2 separate regions of the Mus musculus genome follow, and region 1 is linked to region 2. Evidence: chromatin loops called from intact Hi-C (ENCODE). Cell type or tissue: left cerebral cortex. All regions are shown on one strand.

The links. Peaks named below come from ENCODE experiments on the same cell type or tissue, not always from the same donor. Only the 100,000 strongest peaks of a DNase experiment are listed, where the experiment ranks them.
Region 1: a loop joins it to region 2, with 4 times the contacts of the local background. A loop is called at or near these places in 8 of 42 quality-filtered maps.

The regions. Positions count from the first base shown.
Region 1 is chr12:26,292,934-26,300,933 of GRCm38, reverse strand. No RefSeq gene overlaps it. Among named protein-coding and RNA genes, the nearest start is that of Gm29968, 44 kb to the right of the region's middle. In left cerebral cortex, a CTCF peak has its summit at 4,738 (motif pointing right); a DNase peak (open chromatin) is centred at 4,744.
Region 2 is chr12:25,031,143-25,039,142 of GRCm38, reverse strand. It overlaps Kidins220 (kinase D-interacting substrate 220), which reads right to left. Exons shown (of 32, transcript NM_001081378.1): 23 at 2,511-2,689; 24 at 593-819. Among named protein-coding and RNA genes, the nearest start is that of Gm36236, 60 kb to the right of the region's middle. In left cerebral cortex, no CTCF peak of the experiment used is centred here; DNase peaks (open chromatin) are centred at 4,467 and 4,954; H3K4me3 peaks cover 407 bases; H3K27ac peaks cover 1,055 bases.

The DNA of each region.
Region 1 (8,000 bases), 1.3 Mb before region 2:
ATTTTCTGGAAAGATGCCTAGAAACAAGTACTCCAGAGACAGCTCTCTCTAGTGCACACATGCCACTATGTGTCACCATGGATGTCCCACAAGCTGGATATTTCCATTGTCCCCCAAACCTAGACTGGCTGGAAGAGACTCTCATCCCAGTGGGCTCTGAATTCCTTTTCTCTTACAAACTTCATCCAGAACACACCCAAAGCAAAATGGAGGGAAATGTGCAATGTGTTTTTTTCTGGAGTCCCAAATAACTGTTCCCTCTTTGGCTCTAGCATTTCTTTCTTTTCTTCACTACCCATGCCAGCATCCTTCACTGTTGTCCAAATCCCAAAACACTATGGAGCCCTTCTCATAGTCTCCTTTTACACGGAGAAACACCTGGCTTTCTCCAAGAGGCCTAGTAGAGACGTTCTCGGTCATATTCCACTTTCCATAACATGCATCCATCACACTGCCCCATGCCTGAGCAGCATCTGCTGATCCCTCCTTCTTCTCCTGACGCAGTAGGACAGTGTTGGCAACTGGATGGACTTCCACGTGTCTGTTTTCTTTCCGGAACCCGGTTCCTTGTAAGCAGAAGGCACCTGAGCTGACCCTGAGGGTTTCCATAGCATCTCAATGAATGAGGAACAAATGGTTTCAGACAAAGTAGATGGAGCGGGTGGGATCAACTGGGAAACTAATCTGTTTTGATGACATCACTAATTCATCACTAGTTCCCTTTGACTTCCCCTACCAGGGGTCACAGGTGGAGAGACTGGTATCTTTTCAGACCTCAGCTTCACTCTTAAGTCCGAGTGAACACCCAAGACCCAAGCAAACACAGCATATGGTGCTTTGACCACTCTTCTCCTCAAGCCGGTTCACGTCTATATTATTTTACCCGGTTTTATGCCTCTAAGTTGCTTTTGGGCTGCCAGTGTCAGCATGGAACCCTGATGGGAGCTTAGCTTCCCACCAGGCTTCAGTTGAATGTGTATGAATAGCCCATAGTAGCTGCTTCTATTGTTCCTGGAAGCCTTGTATTATTTAGAGAGCAATCAATCACTTTTCTGAGGCAGCCTGGGGAGCCAAGCCCACGGTGTGGTTGATGATGGCTTTTTCTTCCAAGATGAACAAAATAAAAAGCCTAGCCAAGGCTTTCCCGAAGACAGGCTTATCTCCCGCATTGATTGGCAACATTTCTACTCCAAGGTGGAATTCCATTACCAAACAGCCAGCTTACAGACACAGCTGAAGGTTGGCACCCCTGCTGCCAGGATCTGCGGACTCTTGGCACATTTGCTCTATGCAGCTCATGCTTCAGGCCCAGTGCTGAGGCTTATAGCTTTGTCTTGCATTTCCATTGCTAAAAGTAACATTGCTCCCAGATTACCCATGAATGTGCATTGCTAGAATTTCAGTAGTTGGTAGGAAGGAGTACTTAACACATAGTGGAGAATGTACTTCGTAGTGTTGATCTTTTATCTAAAAGAGGGTACTTAACAAATATCACTGGTATTTTAAATGCTTATGTATTTTATGCATATGAGTATTTCCCTCCATGTATGCCCATATACAATGTCTTGGAGTCAAGAAGGCATTGGATCCCCTGGAACTTAAAAATGTTTGTGAGCTACCATGTATGTGGGTGCTGGAACTGAAACCAAGTCTTCTACAAGAGCAACAAGTATTCTTAACCACTGAGAAATGCCTCCAGTCCCATCAAATATTGCCCATATTTAAATAGTACAAATCTGATAGCTATTGTTTCCCATCTGACTCTGAAGTAGGTAATAAAAAGAGGTACAAGAAATATGCCAGATAGCTACTATTTAATAAGACATAACTCCAAAATTCAGTAGCTTCAGTTGAAAATCATTTAATCATACAGGCTAGTGCAGTGATTCTCAACCTGTCGGTCACACCCATCAGAAAACACATATTTCCCATGGTCTTAGGAATCACCAACCATAAATTTATTTTTCTTGCTATTTTATAAGTGTAATTTTGCTACTAAACATGTCTCACTTCCTAAGACCATCTTAGGAATATGTGTTTTCCAATAGTTGAGATCCACAGGTTGAGATCCACTGGTCTAGTGGTACCGGTAAGAGGGTGGGGGCACAGTGAAACCTCTTAACTGGACTATTCCATGGATGAGATATAGGGTTCATTTGGGGAAACTCAAAGCTGCCATGGCTACCTCCCCAAGAATACAGAGAATAGCAAAAGGCAGCAAAAGCCTTGTCAGTTTTAAGGAGGCAAGTTTTAGGGCAGTGAGGAAGGGCATAGTAGCACTCAATGAAAACATGAATCCAGAATGGAAGACTGAGCTGTGTCAGGCTGGTAGGCACACTGTCATCAAGAGGGTTGTCATGGTTTGCATATTCTTGGCCCAGGGAGTGACACTATTAGAAAGTGTGGCCTTGTTGGAGTAGGTGTGAGTTTGGGCTTTAAGACCCTCATCCTAACTGTCCAATAGCCACCCTGCTAGCAGCCTTCAGATGAAGATGTAGAGCTCTCAGCTCCTCCTGCACCATGCCTGCCTGGATAGTGCTATGTTCCTCCCCTTGATGATAATGGACTAAACCTCCAAACACAAGCCCCTAAGCCAGCCCCAATTTAATGTTGTCCTTATAAGACTTGCGTTGGTCATGGTGTCTGTTCATAGCAGTAAAACCCTAACTAAGACAAGAGTGGAATATGAGAGGGGGACTCATCAGATGGAAGAGGAAGGACCAGGTGACCGTGCCCCAGAGTCTCTGCTCCATGAGAACGAGCAACCCTATTCCAGGTACACAGCCCTGTCTTCTCCCCATCATTTCTCATCCTGCTGTAGACTGGTGGCTGTTAGAGATCTGCCAGTTGCCCATGTACACTGGGGATCATCGGTGAGGCCCACACATCATCTTCCTAGCACTACACTCTGAAGCATTACTGAGCTGAGTATTGGGCAAAGAGAGAAAAGCTAAGAGGTTAGGCTTTGCCTAAACTGCTGAGGCATGGTCAGTCTTTCTGGGCTGGAGGCCCTTGTGTGGGCATTGATGCTGGATGAGAGCACAAAAATAGGATTGACAGATGCTGTGAGACAGACTTTTCTTGGGTCCTTGGGGAGATGTAACACACACAGACATACACACACACAATCACAAACAATCAAGCATGCACACACCTACTCATCCGAGAAAGGAAGCCCAGGATAGACCAATGTAACAGTTGCACCAATCAATTGGTGAACCAATGAGTGTTTTTTGGTTGGTTGGTTGGTTGGTTGGTTTGGTTATTTTTCCTGCGGTCTTCCAACTGGAGCATGGGTAAAGGAGTTCCTTGCAATGAGCAGGGATAACTCAAAGACAGCTGCATTGCCAGAAAGCCCAGCCTTCCCAACAGGATCCAACCATGCATCTGCAGTTTGTCTGGTCAGAGTTTTCGCTCCCTAAGAACTGTTTGCTTCCTTTTATTCTTTTGGTAGGGGCCCTGAAGAACCTTGAGGCTTCTTTCCTTCCTATAGACGTGAAACTTTACTTACCTCCTATTGACAACTGGCAGCTCCTGGACCTCCCCCCTCCTTCCAGGGCCTAGCATTCTGGTTTGGAGAGAATGGTTCCAGTTCAGAGGAGGTGTCATGTGCAACAGCAGCAGTCCAGACAGCAGAGAGATAGTTGAGCCTAGGCAGCTAGTTTGGAGCAAAGAGGACACACTTAAAAGCTGCTTGCAGGATGGATGTGGAAGACCATTCGAAGGGGACATGTGGCAGCCTCAAGGGCTCTGTTTGGGCTCCTGCTGTGGATGTTCAGGGTCTTGGGGGGGTTTGAATGCAGAGAAGGAGCAGAATGGAGAGGGGGGCACTGTGAGTTTAGTTAGGAACACGGAGAAGCCCAGTGGAAATCCCAGGTGCAGCCCGACCTAGAAGAAAGCCCAACAAGATAATGGGCACAAGGTTTGACTTTTGGGACCACTTTTGCATAGAAGGGCAGTAGGGCATCAGGAGGAGGTGTGCATGAGAGAGAGCAGGAGGTGTGCATGAAGGGCTATATCCAACAAGAATAGACTCAAGGCAGGAGAACAACACTGATGGAGAAGCAGCAGAGGGGACCATATTTCCCAGAATTCCCAGGTGGTAGAGGGAAATGCCATGAGTGGAAAATAAAATACCTCGAAGGAGCTCTGGATTTCCTCTAAGGTTGCAGAGGAAAGCTCTGTGGGATCTTGCTGAGAGCATTCATTATCTCTTACAGTAAGGAAGTAGTTGACGATCTTGTCAAATTCCATCTTCATGGAAGTAAATGGAGGATACAGACTGGTATAGGAGGAATGGTGGAGAGGGGGAGGCAAAGGACACATAACGAAGTCAAATGGTTGCAGGAAGTAGATTGATGCCAGAGAGAAATCTGCTTTTTTGAAAAAGGAAGGAAGGAAGGAAGGAAGGAAGGAAGGAAGGAAGGAAGGAAGGAAGGAAGGAAGGAAGGAAGGAAGGGAGAAAAATAAAATAGGCCTAAATACATCATAAATGTGTGTGCTAAATAATCAGGGGCAGGAGTTTGGAGGAGGTCCTGCAGTGAGTGAGGGGGTTTATGAGGAGAGAAATCTATAGATAGATAGATAGATAGATAGATAGATAGATAGATAGATAGATAGATAGATAGATAGATAGATAGGTAGGTAGGTAGGTAGGTAGGTAGGTAGGTAGGTAGGTAGGTAGGTAGGTAGGTAGAATAGCCAGCATGCAATGATCCAGCATGGCCAGCAGGTGGCATGGAAGCATCGTGTTTCAATATTTCTAGGATCTGTTTTGTTAGTAGTTTTGTTTGTTTGCTTCCTCTCTCTCTCTCTCTCTCTCTCTCTCTCTCTCTCTCTCTCTCTCTCTCTCTCTCTCTCTCTCTCTCTCTCTCTCTCTCTCTCTCTCTCTCTCTCTCTCTCACAATGGTTTGAGACATGGATTTTGTGTCTGTCCTTGTGCATTTCTTCTCACACCCGTCCTTTCCAACTTCTTGGGAAATATCTTCTCTATCATGATCCAAGGCAAGGCCCTGTCTCCAAGTGGGGTTTGAGTGGGGAGCTGGGGATGGATAGGATGGTCAGGTCGGCCTTCCTTTTCTCAGCTCACTAATTGGAGATCCCTCGAAGCTCTTCCTACTAAGGTCATCCTAGACGTGGCTCCACCACGCAGGAAGGTGGTGTCCCCTGGAAACAAATATCCTGAGTGGGGCCGGTGTCGGGGCTTCAAATCCTTTGTCCTTCACAAGCCTCGGCATGAGAAACGAAAGTTCAAGGACAGCCTGGGCAGTGAAGTAAGACCATGTCTCAAAGCATCAAGAAAAAGGACAGACGAGAGAGCCCACTGTCTGAGTGCTTGCCTAGTGTGGGTGAATAGGACAAAGAATTTCGCACACCCTGGGGAGGAGAATATACTCAGCTAGAGTCATCTTTCTAAATAAAACAAGTTTATTTGTTCATCATTCTAATTAAAGCAGGTACGTTTACCTGAACAACCTTCTTGAAGAGTATCTCTGTGAGGGCGTTAGCCACCAGTGACATAGGTTTTCCCCCATGCCATATGGCGATGGTACCACTACCATGGCCCAGGTAGACGCTGTTCATTCCCCATTCATTTTTCTGGTGAGGGTTCTCCACCCTTCACCCTTCAGAAGCAGCCCCAGTTGTGACAAAACTGTATCCTGTCTACATCCAGAACGTCACTGAGTTTCTCACACTTCCAAGTTCCGCGTTCCTGCCTTTTCACCCTGCTAATCATTTTCTCAATAGCGCATCTATTCTTCGCAGGCCTTGAGCACTTGTGAGGCAGGTGGGGTTGATATATCTGTAAGGCACCTTGGCATGAGTGCCAGGCCCTTTGTTAACCTCAGCGAGGTACAGTAGACCCGAATCCACGTGGCTGGAAACCATGGACCCTGCAGTGGGTCCGGCAAAGCATGTGAGTTCGCTAGGTCGGATAACTCCAGTCCAGTGTAAGGAAGGTTAGAATTAAAAGCCGCCGGAAGAAAAGGACGGGCTCTTGTGAGCCACACTTCACCAGGGACTTTAACAGGAGCTATGGCAGCACTTGCCCCTCCCATCCAATCGATTTGAGAATTGCATAAGTAGCTTTTCTATAAGTGGATTGTCTTCTCCATCCCAGAATTATCTCCCCCTGCTCTGCAAGCCCTCGTCGACTGAGCTCCTGGATAATGTCTGGTAATATTCATTACGAAATTTGATTCCTTTTAAGACGCGGCTTTCTCTGCGTTTCCTCTTTGATGATTTGGAACTGATGTCACTGACGTCTTGCAGCACTGTCAAACGGGCCGGGAGTCTCCAACTTCTTCCCTGATTCCTACTCCTGTTTAGAAACCTTTTGCTCTACTCAGGTGATGTGTGATGCTCCCCCACATACATCTTAGAAACCGGGATTGCTGGTGAGATGACTTACTGGACAAGAATAGGGTTCATTTGTAGCAGCTCTGTTTTGAGCACTGTCACACTGCTGGTGTCAGTGGAGATGAGACTTGAGCCCTTATCTTCCCCATCTTGGGATTCATTTATGATCTTCAGCCCAGCCTGGTCACCTTTGCTCTCTCTCTCCCTGTAGGTCTACGGTCACTGTTATTAGATCACTTCACAGCTTTTTGCTATAATCACCACCGGAAATGTAAAACCAGGTCTTGGTTCCATTCTCCAATCCCATTACTACCCGGCGAAGCAAACAAATGTGGCTTTCTTCAGCTCATCCATTTATTTTTCTTAATTTTATCTATTTAATTTCTTGAGTTGAACAATGTGATGACCATTTATTCTTGGTTGTCAACTTGACAACATCTGGAATTAACTAAAATCCCAAAATGGCTAGACACACCTGAGAGGGATGGGTTTTTTTTTTTGTTTGTTTGTTTTTGTTTTTTGTTTTTTGTTTTTTTAATAAGAAAAGCTAGGGAGATCCACTTCTGATCATGGTCTTTGGGGTGGGAAGACATGTCATTAATCCAGGTCTTATGAGCTGGGGAAAAAACACCTCTAACCTGGGCCACACCTTCTGCTGGTAGCCTAGATAAGAGACGTGGAAGAAGGAAGCTTGCTCTCTTTGCCTTCTCTCTATCTCACTAGGAAGTCCATACCTTCACTGGCCTTAGAGCCTACTTCTTTGGAATTCTGGTGTACACTGAAGACCAGCATGAACCTTTGTCAGCATCCTCATGAACTAAACAACTACTGGAATCTTGGATCTTCCATGCAGAGACAGCCATTCTTGGACTGGCTAGACCATAGCCTGCAAGCCACTCTAATAAATCTCCTTTCTCTGTATAGAGTGAGACCAATTCTATGATTCTGTTGCTCTAGAACCCTGACCAACACTAAGCATTAGATAGGGTGTGGGAGCTGCAGTGTAAACTATAACCACAAGTTCATGTATTTGAACACTTTCTCTCTAGCTGGTGGCACCATTACAGATGTCATGGAACTTTTAGGATGGGCTTTGAGAACTTATGGCTCTCCCCACTTCCAGTTTGCTCCCAAGGTTCTTTAGTGTTGCCTTCAAACTGTGATTAGTAGGTTTCCTGCTCCAGGCACCTAGAACTGTAAGTCGACGGAAACCTTTTTACCCTAAAGTTGCTTCAGATCATGGCATTTTATCATAGTAACAGAAAAGCACAAAGACACCAGGTGTTTCCCTTTACACTTCCTCTCTAAAGCAATGGGGGGGGGTGTCCCCCTACCCCTACCCAGTTCTTACACTTACATTCTGTAGATTGTGGCATTTTATATTCTTGTGGTTTTGTCTAAATACTGTGTAGTCTCAGAGTAGGGATTTTGATATTCTCTCGTCTCTGAACAAAGGATTGTTTAGATGGAAGATTATTAAGTTTCCTTGTAAGAGGTTTAAAAGATTGCTCTTGTGTTGTAATTTGGTCTCATAGTTTTGTCTGCCACAACTATATTCTGAATACTTAATAAAGGTTATTTTCCCCTGTGATTTAACCAAAAATCAGATTTCAGTATTGTGCTCTGGTGTGGTTTCTCTT
Region 2 (8,000 bases):
TTCCTACAGGAAATCATTAGTGTCATTACACGATTAGGGCATTAAGATGAGAACAGACACTTCGAGCAACTACATCCAACATGGTTTGGGTACCACTGGAAACTGTGCTTTTATTTTTTAGTTAATAAATTGTGTATTAAGCAAAGAATTATATATGACTAAAGGTATTTAAAATTAAAATGGCATATGGTGGAATTAACTGGCAATAACATTTGATCCTTCAAGTAATATGGGCCCGTTATTATTTCACATATGTCTAAGGATATGAATGACTCTAGGAATTTATCACTGTTATGAATGCCAATATAAATTTCTATAACAAAATATACCAAAGGAACCATTGTTGTTACAGTGTTTCCTTTAACAAGAAAATAAAAGCCAATATTCTTATATTCACACTCTTTAGAACTCTAGAACATATTAAAATCCAAGACTCAGTTTTAAAAAAAAATCATACACTTGTACATTTAAGCCTTAGACTTTCCTATTTTAAAGCCAAATTATAGCTCCAAACCAGTGCCCAAGCCTGGAGATGGCAGAATGATGGTGCCCCTGGGAAGAGACACTGTAAAGGCGAGGTGCCGACTCTTACCCTGTTGTAGAAAGGGTGCTGGGGTCCCGACAGGCCGCTGTAGTAGCTGCTGTGGGGCTGTGGGGACACAACGCCGCCTGGGAACGGCCCATTGAAAGATGCTGAGGAGGAGCAGACAGATGCAGGCTGACTGTACCCAGAAGGAGGCCGAGGAGGGGCTTCGTGCAGAGGGAGCGGGGGATACGCAAGGCCTCCTATGTTGATCTGTTCTCTTGCAGCTCGAACATCTGAAAATTCCATCACAACCCAAAAAGCAAAAAAGAACAGGACACTAATGATGAGTCCTGTTGCCAGCTACTAAGTAAGGACATACTTTCATCACTGCTAGTGACTCCAGCTGAGTTTGACAGGAAATCTTCGCTAGTCCACAGGCTTTAAGTGGAAAAAAAAAAAAAGCCCAATTGATGTACATAAAAGAGGTTTTTTTTTCTTAACCATTTGAATAGTTACCACACTTGGATTCTTTCTTCAGTTACCAAACACTATAATTTTTGACTCTTTAAAGATCTATTTGTGTTATGCTAACAAAAGACTCAAATTTGTCTAATACATACAATGTGAGCTAAACTGTGAGCCTACAAACTGAGACAAGTCGACCTCTCAACACAGAGCAGACAGCCACAAAAGCCTCCAGCCTTAGAGTAAACACTGAGAAAAAGAACTGGGGGGCTGGGATTTTTTGTTGTTACATAATAACTTCATGTTTATGGCACAATATGCTCCCTTAATAGATGTATATATTGCATAATGCTCAAACTGGGGAAATGGACATATCCATCACTTCAAACACTCTTCATTTTTCTGCGATGAGACCATTTGAAATGGCCTCTTCTGGGTCTTTTGAAACAGTCATTAAGTCATAGTTAGTGGTAATCACCTGACTGTGTAAGGAGAGTCAGGAATTATCCCCCCACCCAATGTACCTCTGTGCCCACTCCCTGACTCATCCCATTGCCCCTTGTCTGCCTGCTCTATCCTCCCTCAGCATCCACACATGGGCAAGCGCAGAGTGTACCTGGGAAGCTCTTACACTTTACAGGACTAATTGAAGGCGACCCCTCCATAAGTCCCAGAAAGCTCAGTTATGGTCTGATGAGCAGTATCACATGAAACCCTTGTGTTCCAACACAGCTGCGCATGCTCCAGTGCACACCGGCCTCTCTCCAGTGCACACCGGCCTCTCAATAGCCTCTCTAAAACCCATCTGAGCTCTAAAACCAGGATGCAAAAAAAGTTTAAGGCCAGGTTAGGCAATTTACTGAGACCTTACCTCAAAATGAAAGTGAAAAGAGGTGAGGCCACAGTCAGTGACAGAGTGTTTGCCTAGCATGCCCAAGGCCTGGGCTTAGTCCCTAGCATGGCCTTAAAATAAATTAACCCTTGTTATATTCAAGCCCTGGTTAAAAACTTAAGATGAAAGTAAAGTTTTATTTTTGTTTTCTGCTCAACTTGGATGTCCCTATTAGAACAGAAGATGAAAGAGTGACAATTACAACATGTGGCATCTGAGCGTCAAGACTATATGTGAAAGAACAGAAGTTCAGGGTTCCAAAGGGAGAACTGAGTTGGTGAGCAAGCACAAGGACACAGTAGAGTAAATAGCTGACACTCTGAGAGGTCAACAGCCCAGTCCTACTCTAACTAATTTCTCTGTGGATGCTCCATTCAAATTTCTTAATTTTTCATAAAGCAAGATAAAAATTAGATAGCTAAGTAAGATAACAACAGAAAGAAAAAAACAAAAAGAAAGAAAGAAAGAAAGAAAGAAAGAAAGAAAGAAAGAAAGAAAGAAAGAAAGAAAGAAAGAAGGAAAGAAGGAAAGAAGGAAAGAGGTGAGAGGGGGAGAGAAGAGAAGGAACAGAACATGAAAAAAAATTGAGGACTTTTAAGAAAAAAAAAGCTGTACTACAATACCCACCTGCAATGATCTCCCGTAGTTTGGGATCCAGGTTTACCGTGCATGGCAAAAAGGTCTTTACATCTCGAGCCACAAGAACTGGAGTCCTTGAAGACAAAAACACTTCAAAATTTCTTATATCTCCATCAATTTCAAGAAGTGGCTCAACATCTTTAGTTGTTGGGATATTCTTTGATATTCTTCAAAAAGAAAGAAATGAAAAATCCATTAATGCTGCTATCAAATTCTTCATTCTTAAACCTTGTTGCTTCTGTCCACAAGGAGCACATTACACACTGGCTCTCATTTCAAAAATATCCTTCAAAGAACCTAAAAGAGGGAAATAATAATACAGTCCCAAGACGACTAAGGTGACAGTGAGGAAGTCAGAACTGCACTGATGGGTGTGGACTAGAGAGACAATGAGAAAGAGGAAGACACACCAGGTACACCACAGCCAACTGCTCCTGCTCGCTGACTGAACTGGGCTATGAGCGCACCCATATCACACAATGAGGGAGAGGCTGGTGCTGAGACCTGGGATTTTTCTTTTTTCTTTTTTAAAAATATTTTTATTAGGTATTTTCCTCATTTACATTTCCAATGCTATCCCAAAAGTCCCCCATACCCCCCCCCACTCCCCTACCCACCCACTCCCACTTTTTGGCCCTGGCGTTCCCCTGTACTGGGGCATATAAAGTTTGCATGTCCAATGGGCCTCTCTTTCCAGTGATGGCCGACTAGGCCATCTTTTGATACATATGCAGCTAGAGTCAAGAGCTCCGGGGTACTGGTTAGTTCATAATGTTGTTCCACCTATGGGGTTGCAGATCCCTTTAGCTCCTTGGGTATTTTCTCTAGCTCCTCCATTGGGGGCCCAACCTGGGATTTTTCAATGTGACACCGTGGCTCTTCCCCCCCCCTCCCCCAGGGAAAAAGCTTTTTAAATAAATCACACAAACTAAAAAAGTGTCAGCACAGGTTTTTTTTCCTTTATAAAAGGCTATTTTCTATTGTAAAACTAATATATGCTTATTGTATAATAGATATGATAAAACACAGAAGGTAGCCTGGAAAGGATAAGATTTAGTCAATCAAATATAGTAATATATTTGTACTCTTTTATTGTATGTATGTGTATGTATGTATGTATGTGTGTGTGTGTATATATATAAACTCATATTTATATGAGTTCAAACCATAAATAATTTTGAATCAATCAGAAATTCTCAAATGTAAAAATAAGTGAATTTTAGTCATTAAAAACACTTACTAGACAATGTTACAATGATCAATATGAAATTGTCTTGAAAGTAAACAAATGGCCAGAATGTTCCAGTTCTTCTGGGTTCTCCCTACTAACCACCAGGGAGTAAGTAAGCTGATCTGAGATGTGTGAGCGAATGCTCCAGAGATAAAGCAATGAAAACCACAACGGAGATGCTCAAACAGGTGGACAGGAGAATTGGGAGAAGGGCCAGTGTCCACTAAGTGATGGGTACAGAGTGGATGGAGGCTGATATCACAGAATACAACTGAACAGGAAAAGGGAGTAGACTGTGTTGAACTTGACAGGGGCAAACCTCATAATCAGCTATATTAAGTAAGGAATCTGGCCAGTGTGAAGGAAGCAGATCACAGTTCCCAGGGAACTTGGGGAGGTGAGGAGGAGAGTAACAGGACCACGATGAACCTGGAGGAAACCTGCCTAGTGGTGGCATGGCCACCTCTCTGACTGGGAGGACAGCTCTGCAGACCTAGGCAAACGCCAGCCATGAGACCGCACAGCCTCCGCACACGTTTCCTATGGTAACAGCATCTCTAGAAGCTCTCCTCACAGCACTGGCCAGTTACTCAAGAGCCTGTGCTCCTGGGTGGCACTAGGGCTCCATTTTAGGGGAAAGAACATTTGCCTGCTCTTCCCAAGTGAGATGGAACCCTAAGATTAGCAACAGCTGCATCTTTTCTTTGGGATCAGCACTTTATTGCTGAGACCCAGTACTTGGCTGGTAGCCAGATATTAAAAGTCATCTGAGGGAAGATCCAGAGAACAAAATTAGCAAACAAGGAAAGAATGGGTGCTCGTGAGAAAACAGGGCGAGCAGTTCTGTGTGAGTCTCACAGACTCCTGCTACAGACTCAAACATGCACACAGCACAAAGCTCTTTAAGATACCATTGCTTTCAATAAAGTAAAACAGCATCCTCACTGATTATTAAGTACATTTAATGAGTAATGAAAACCTGGAAAACGATCACATGGTATCATTTGCAAACGTAGAAAAAACACTAGAAATGAAACAGTTAAAAAGGCAGTTCATTTCTCAGAAGTGTAACACACAAAAAGAAGAGGCTAGGAAGATTTAGATAAAAACACACAGCTGACAAGTCACATGAAACAAATTAACCGAATCCTAATGCCAGCGTTGCTTTCAGCCTGAATGCGAACAGTGTTCTCAGCGTGGCGAACAATGCGGCTGTTCACAAGCCAAACGTCTACTGCTGCTCTCCAGATTGGAGTCTCTATTCTAACCTTTTGAGCTCAATGCATTAAGCCCTTCTGTTAAAAGAGACGTTTATGTAAATGATAATCTTTTGGCAGTGGGCCATCAAAATCATATGGGCTTTTATTTTTCAGATATTTTTTCCAAAGGTTAGCATTTAAAGAATTTAAATAACTTCACTTTTCAATTAAGAGCAAATTTAAATTTTCAGCACTAGGAATCATGTGAACTAAAGTTGCCAGCAGTTAAATGGCCCACAGAAAGCATTTTTACAGTACAGGCATCACTGAGCTCCCAGGAAGCTTGAGTGTAGTTTCTTTTGATGCCACTGATCGAACAGCACTTGTTAATGCCAACATCCATGTAAGTTAAAGCATTTTGATGATAAATGACAGTGCTTTATTATAGAAGACACAAATAAATTACTTGGCAGAATTTACATAAGTCATTCCTGTCAATTCTATTCAAAGTAAGGCTCAAAATTAAATGGAAAATTTTATATCTTAAAGGTCCATAATGTATAACTTATGAAACGGACATTATATTTTTTCTGAAGTTGGTCATCTAATAATGTGATTATCCAATAAAGAATTAAAATTAAGATTTACCCCCCCACCCCACTCCACCTCCCAATTTTCACTCACTGATGATCAAGCCCAGGGTTTCACGAATGCTAGGCAATCCAAACATCTTTATAAGCTCTCATCTGCCTTGGAACTGTATTACACTTGAGACAAACTTAACTTCCAGACGACCCTCACAATAATACAGACAGAAAGGCCCACTCAGTGCTGGGGATGTACCTTCATGAAAGGGTGCTTGCTTAGCACCCACAAAGCCCTAGGTTCAATCACTAGCAATGAAGGAAAAAACAACAAAAGCCACCCACTGTAATGCCAGAGTCAGAAACAAAAGATACCACACAACTCATTTTAAAAGTAATTTTAAATGACATAAATTATAGGTGTATATGCCTGAATGTTGATATATGTGCACATGAGTGCAAAAAATCATGGGACAGAAGTTTGTCAACTGCCATATGTGTGCTAGGAACTATACTTGAGTCCTCTGGCGTTCAGTACGTACTCTTAACTGTTGCACCATCTCTCTAGCCCCATAAAACTCATTTTTTTTTTTTACTACTAATATCTTTGGAAAGACAGACAAAACCCTAGACACTCTCTCCTCCTGTCTTCACCCACTTACTTCTCAGTCATCCTTTGCATTCAGCACAATTCTCTTGCTTAGGGAAGCCTACCTGAAGGACGCTCGTATTCCTCTATGACAGACCTAAGGTCCTTACTCTCCTGCACGCCAGATGTACACCTACTAGTGCAAGTATCTTCTTAAACATCTTACTCCCTCTCCAGACTGTCCCTTCCATTAAAGTTGGTTTTGACTCCAACTTTGTCAAAACTTTAGTACATCTCCAGTGCCTAGAATTCTGTCATAGCACAGTTGCTTAATAAATATCTGCCAAGTGAAGAGACAGACAGATAGACAGACACACACAGACACACACACACATACACATACACACATTCTTTCTAAAATTTTACCCTTTCTGACAAAATTTTGTGCTTGAAAAAGAATAGGTGGGGGACTGGAGAGATGGCTCAGTGATTAAAAGCACTAGCTGCTTTTCCAGAGGTTCTGAGTTCAATTCCCAGCAACTACATGGTGGCTCACAACCATTTGTAATGCGATCCAATGTCCTCTTCTGGTGTGTCTGAAGACAGACACAGTGTAATTAATACATCAATAAATAAATCTTAAATAAAATATTGGTGGGGCACGTTGACTTCTTCTTGTCTGTGTTGTGAGGTAGGGATGAATATGGGAATCTATTGTCCAAGAGCTGTGTGTTGAACAGGCAGACTTTCTCTATTGAACAGACTTGACACTCTTGCCCCAAGTGACATGCCTTAGTAGCCATAGTTGTCTGGCTTTGTTCTATTTGACTGCCTTGTGTGTGTTCTTGATAACTCTGCCACACTGTAGGTTGTGTGAGCTTTGAAGTGTGAGCCTTTGAATTCCGTTTTTCTTCAAAAACGTTGCCCTTTCTTCACATGAAGGTTATTGGGATTTTTCAAAGGTTTTTCCACTGGCTCTGAAGGGAATTTCAGGTAGCTACAATATCCTAGTTATTAAATTTCCTCGTCCATGAACACTGAGTGTCCTCCCACTTATTTCATCTTCCTTCATCTCTTTTAGCAATGCTGTGGCTTTTAATGGACATTCTTTAACTGCCTTGGTTAAATAAAATACCCTTTCAGATTATCTACAGCATGAGATCAGAAACACAAATGATTTTTGTGTTGATCTGTATCCTCAACACTGTTGGATTTATTGTTAGTAGCTCTCCTGTAGACTTTTTGGGATACTCTCTATACAGTATCTTAGTATCTGTAATTAGAGATAGTTTTACAACTACTATATAATTTGGTTCCTTCTATTTTTCTTGTCTTGTCACTCTGGCTGGAACACCAGTTGGTGAAAGAGAGATAATTTACTGCTCCAAACAAATATTATGTTTTTAAATCAATTTATGTATTTATTATTTGCATGTATGGGTGTTTTGCCTACATGTATGTATATGCATTATATGCATACTTGGTGCAGAGTGTCAGAAGAGGAATCAGATCTCCTGGACTTGGAATTCTGGATGGCTGGGAACTGAACCAGGGTCCTCTGCCTGAACAGCTAGTACTCTTAACCACAAGCCACTTCTCTAGCTTCTCAGACACTGCCCCTTACCATAAACACTGAAGTCAGTATAAGCCAGCAAGCATATAACTGTAGTGTTTACTTAATGTGAAGCACACCTGACTGCTCCCCAAGTGACATATGAGTGCCTAATTATCTTGTCACCTGGCAAAGGCCACTGCTACTTCTTTAATCTTTTGAGTGTGTGATCCAGGTGAAGGTCCACCTCTAAGAGAAGCCTGGCTCTTCTATATCCTTCTGCCTCTGCCTCTCTCTCTGCCTCTGCCTCTGCCTCTGCCTTT